2 separate regions of the Homo sapiens genome follow, and region 2 is linked to region 1. A link is an interaction called in ENCODE POLR2A ChIA-PET data of the cell type or tissue named here. Cell type or tissue: B cell. All regions are shown on one strand.

What was found. ChIA-PET counts read pairs that join two places held together with the same protein. Peaks named below come from ENCODE experiments on the same cell type or tissue, not always from the same donor. Only the 100,000 strongest peaks of a DNase experiment are listed, where the experiment ranks them.
Region 2: POLR2A ChIA-PET joins it to region 1 with 5 read pairs; 2 of 35 experiments call an interaction of 5 or more read pairs at or near these places.

Annotation. Positions count from the first base shown.
Region 1 is chr3:47,179,649-47,182,148 of GRCh38, reverse strand. The region is part of intron 2 of KIF9-AS1 (KIF9 antisense RNA 1); the gene reads right to left. Among named protein-coding and RNA genes, the nearest start is that of KIF9-AS1, 17 kb to the right of the region's middle. In B cell, no CTCF peak of the experiment used is centred here; no DNase peak of the experiment used is centred here.
Region 2 is chr3:48,245,853-48,248,352 of GRCh38, reverse strand. ZNF589 (zinc finger protein 589) reads right to left here. Exons shown (of 4, transcript NM_016089.3): 2 at 676-728. Among named protein-coding and RNA genes, the nearest start is that of ZNF589, 6.0 kb to the right of the region's middle. In B cell, no CTCF peak of the experiment used is centred here; no DNase peak of the experiment used is centred here; H3K27ac peaks cover 371 bases.

The DNA of each region.
Region 1 (2,500 bases):
ACTAAAAATACAAAAATTAGCCAGGCGTGGTGGCATGCACCTGTGGTCCCAGCTACTCAGGAGGCTGAGGCAGGAGAATTGCTTGAACCCAGGAGGTGGAGGCTGCAGTGAGCTAAGATGGTGTCACTGCACTCCAGCCTGGGCAACAGACTGAGACTCCGTCTCAGAAAAACAAAAGGAAAATTTGCCAGGTGTAGTAGTGCATGCCTGTAGTCTCAGCTACTCAGGAGGCTGAGGCAGGAGGATTGCTTGAGTCCAGGAGGTCAAGGCTGCAGTGAGCTGTGATTGCACAACTGCACTCCAGCCTAGGTGACAGAGTGAGACCCTGTCAAAAGAAAGATAAAAAAAGATAATGGGTGAGGCAGTCAGGAACCTACAGGGAAGAAAAGAAATAACAGGCCAGGCACGGTGGCTCACATCTGTAATTCCGGCACTTTGGGAGGCTGAGGTGGGAAGATCACGAGGTCAGGAGATTGAGACCATCCTGGCCAACATGGTGAAACCCCGTCTCTACTAAAATACAAATAATTAGCCGGGTGTGGTGGTGCACACCTGTAGTCCCAGCTACTAAAGAGGCTGAGTCAGGGCAATTGCTTGAACCTGGGAGGTGGAGGTTGCAGTGAGCCGAGATCACGCCACTGCACTCCAGCCTGGCAACAGAGCAAGACTCTGTCTCAAAAAAAAAAAAAAAAAAAAAAGAAAGAAAGAAATAACAAAATGCCTTTAAACCATTGTCCCCAGGCATGAGTGCAGGAGTGTGTGGCTGAAGTCCCATATTCATGTGTTTTTTTTTTTTGTTTTTTTTTTTTTGAGACAGGATCTGTCTCTGTTGCTCAGGCTGGAGTGCAGTGGCGCGATGTTGGCTACTGCAACCTTTGCCTCCCCAGCTCAAGCAATCCTCCTACCTCGGCCTTCTAAGTAGCTGGGACTACAGGTGCATGCCACCATGCCTGGCTAATTTTTTTGTGTTTTTTTGTAGAGATAGAGTTTTGCCATATTGCCCAGGCTGGTCTTGAACTCCTGAGCTCAAGTGATCTGCCCACCTCAACATTCCAAAGTGCTAGGATTCCAGGTGTGAGCCATGGCGCCTGACCACTCATGTCTCTTTGTGCCTGATAAGTTTTGCATACCTCATGTACCTCAGACTGCTCTGATTTTTTTTCTCATTTCTCTCTTTTGATTGAAACCTTTCTCTTCTGAAAGCATTGATGTTCAACATTTTAGATGTATGTTTCTCCCATGTAGCTGGGAAGGCTCATTCCCAGGTAACCTTGTTCCATGTCAGAGGAAGAGAGGAGAGGTATTGTGGCTTATGAACTTAGTGATGTCTCAATGCTGAATTGATTAACAAAAAAAAGAGACAGAGCAATGGGACCTTGGTCAGGCCATCCGCTTACAAGGAAGCTGCAGAATATTGGATTCTTTCTAAGCATCTAACTATCATAATTCATTTTCTGTTGTTGACCTTAGTTATCTAAAAGTACAAAGCATAATCAGCTTAAGAATAAAAAATATGATGCAAATAAGGACAATTATTGACAAAACAACTTGAAATCCAGGTCTGAAAAGTGTTCTTATTTCTAAAAGTACCAGGCCAGGTGCAGTGGCTTATGCCTATAATTCCAGAACTTTGGGAGGCCAACGCAGGAGGATCACTTGAGGTCAGGAGTTTGAGAATAGCCTGGGCGACATAGAAAGATCCTATCTCTATAAAATAAAAATAGGCCAGGCTCAGTGGCTCACGCCTGTAATCCCAGAATTTTGGGAGGGCGAGGCGGGCGGATCACGAAGTCAGGAGATCGAGACCATTTTGGCTAACGTGGTAAAATCCCGTCTCTACTAAAAATACAAAAACAAAATTAGCCAGGCATGGTGGCAGTCGCCTATAGTCCCAGCTACTCGGGAGGCTGAGGCCAGAGAATGGCATGAACCCAGGAGGCGGAGTTTGCAGTGAGCCAAGATTGCACCACTGCATTCCAGCCTGGGTGACAGCAAGACTCTATCTCAAAAAAATAAATAAATAAAAATAAAATAAAAAATTAGCCAGGTGAAGTGGCATCCACCTGCAGTCCGTTACTCATGGGGCTGAGGCAGGAGGATCACTCAAGCTCAGGAATTTAAGGCTACAGTGAGCTATAATCATGACACTGCATTACAGCCTGGGCAACAGAGCCAGACTCTATCTCTAAAAAAAATTTTTTTAAACAAATAAATGTAACCAAATAAATATTTCATCTATTCCTTGTACTAGTCTGAAAAATAAGGTATTGAAGATCTCTGCTGTTGAAGATGCCCACTGAGGCAGGGCTGCCTGATATGGTTCCTTCTAACATGTTGGAAAGAGTCCCCTATTTGATGTTTTTGTATTTAAAAAATCTCCAGGTTGGAGACTGTGATCTTTGATGGTCTTATATTCTGGGAGCTCACTGTTAAAATAATCCTTAGGCTGGGTGTGTGGCTCGCACCTGTAATCCCAGCATTTTGGGAGACCGAGGCAGGT
Region 2 (2,500 bases), 1.1 Mb before region 1:
ACTCTACCATTTGGCCATCCACGTGTCCCTGTGCATAAATCACGTAATCCCTCTAAGCCAGATGATCTCATCTCGAAAATGGGGATGTCACCACCCATCTCCTACAGCTGTTAATGATTTAAACACAGGACTGAAATATTTATGGATTAAATGGTATGATGCCTTGGATTTTCTTTAATCCAGTGGGAATGGAGATGAAATAAAATTGGCCATGAGTTGATAACTGCTGAAGTGGGATGATGGATACAGAAGAGTTAACTCTTTTTCTACTTTTGCATCTTTGTTTTCTAAAACAAAATGTGAAAAAGAGGTCCAATGTACAAGATCAGACTATTAGATACTATTAAAGTGTTATAACTATTTGTGCAAATGTTGATGTAGGGAACTTTAATAGTGCATTTTAGGATCTTAATAACCCAAGGTTTTTATAAAAAGTTACCATTATATTTTAGAATACTCTGAATTAAAATTAAACTTGGTCATGTTTTTGTATAAGCTCAAAAAATAGAAAGACTAAGTGCAAAAACCATTATAATAAGCCTAGAACAATGGCTAACACAAGGCATAAACCACTTAAATGTTAATCACTTCCTCCCTTCCCAAGAAAGACAGATGAGCCCATTCTCTGAGAAATGAGCCAGCATTTCAGAAAAGAGAAGGGCGGGCCCAACTCACCAGATATCTAGGCTTCTCTTCCCAGGGCCAGGCAGAATCCTTGGCAGGCAGAGCTGGGGAAAGAAAGAAGCAACCTTGAGAAGCCAGCCCTACCAGGCCCATCATGAGGATCCCCAAGAGCCCTCTGAGCCTTGGCTGTGGCCACCTGAGCCTTCTCAGCTGACCCAGACCCTGAGCTCCTCTCACCTCCTGCCTTATGCTTGAGTCAACTTCTCTATGCTCTGCACCACTTCCCTATTACATTTTTACAGAAACACTGATCTTAATTAAATGTAGTAAGGTAAACTCTAAGCACTCATCATCTTTCTACCCTAAAAATTAGCAAAACTGTTGAGACAAGGCATCATTTCCCCCCATGTGTTATGTGACTCTAGTTACATGTTTTTTTTTAATTTATGAAAATGGACCGAGCACAGTGGCACACGCCTATAATACCAGAACTTTGGGAGGCCGAGGCAGGCAGATGACTTGAGGTCAGGAGTTTGAGGCCAGTCTGACCAACATGACAAAGAAACCCCAACTCCACTAAAAATAAAAAAATTAGCCAGGCATGGTAGTGCACGCCTATAATCCCAGCTACTCAGGAGGCTGTGGCAGGAGAATCGCTTGAACCCAGGGGGCGAAGGTTGCAGTGAGCAGAGATCACGCCACTGCACTCCAGCTTGGGCAACAGCAAAACTCCATCTCGAAAATAGTTTATGAAAATGTTAGGCCAGGCGCGGTGGCTCACGCCTGTAATCCTAGCACTTTGGGAGGCCGAGGCAGGCCGATCACAAGGTCAGGAGATCGAGACCATCCTGACTAACACAGTGAAACCCCATCTCTACTGAAAATACAAAAAATTAGCTGGGTGTGGTGGCGGGCACCTGTAGTCCCAGCTACTCAGGAGGCTGAGGCAGGAGAATGGCATGAACCCGGGAGGCAGAGCTTGCAGTGTGCCGAGATCGCACCACTGCACTCCGGCCTGGGCGACAGAGCGAGACTCCGTCTCAAGAAAAAAAAAAGAAAATGTTAAACACAGAAACAGAAGTCTGTGATTTAATGAAAATATTTTTTAAAAATGTGTCAGGCCGGTTTCAGTGGCTCACGCCTGTAATCCTAACACTTTGGGAGGCTGAGGTGGGAGGATCACTTGAATCCACGGCTTCAAGACCAGCCTGGGTGACAATGAGACCCACATCTCTAATAATAAAAATAATAATTATTATATTGTTTTAAAAACTTGTCAATGTTATTCCTTATTTTACAAAAGAGCATGAGTAAAAGGAGAAAAAAGTATTAAAGACCATTACAACAGCATTTCTAAAGCGCAGCTTGTCAGACTCTCATTCCTCTTCAAATTATTGTGGAACTGATTGATTGATTGATTGATTGAGATAGGGTCTCACTATTGCCCAGGCTGGAATGCAGTGGCACAATCTCTGCTCATTACAACCTCCACCTCCTGGGCTCAAGTGATCCTCCCACCTCAACTTCCCTGGGATTACAGGCATGCACCACCATGCCCAGCTAATTTTTGTATTTTTTGTAGAGATGGGGGTTTCACCATGCTGGCTAGGCTGGTCTCGAACTCCCGACCTTAAGTGATCTGCCCACATTGGCCTCTCAAAGTGCTGGGATTATAGGCATGACCCACGACGCCTGGCCTATTGTGGAATTTTAAAAGGTAAGATTTTAACATCTCTGGAGGGAAGCTCAAGCTTTCCCTGCCATATCTGTTTTTTTTTTTTTGAGACAGAGTCTCACTCTGTCACCCAGGCTGAAGGTCAATGGCACGATCTCAGCTCACTGCAACCTCCGCCTCCTGGGTTCAAGCAATTCTCCT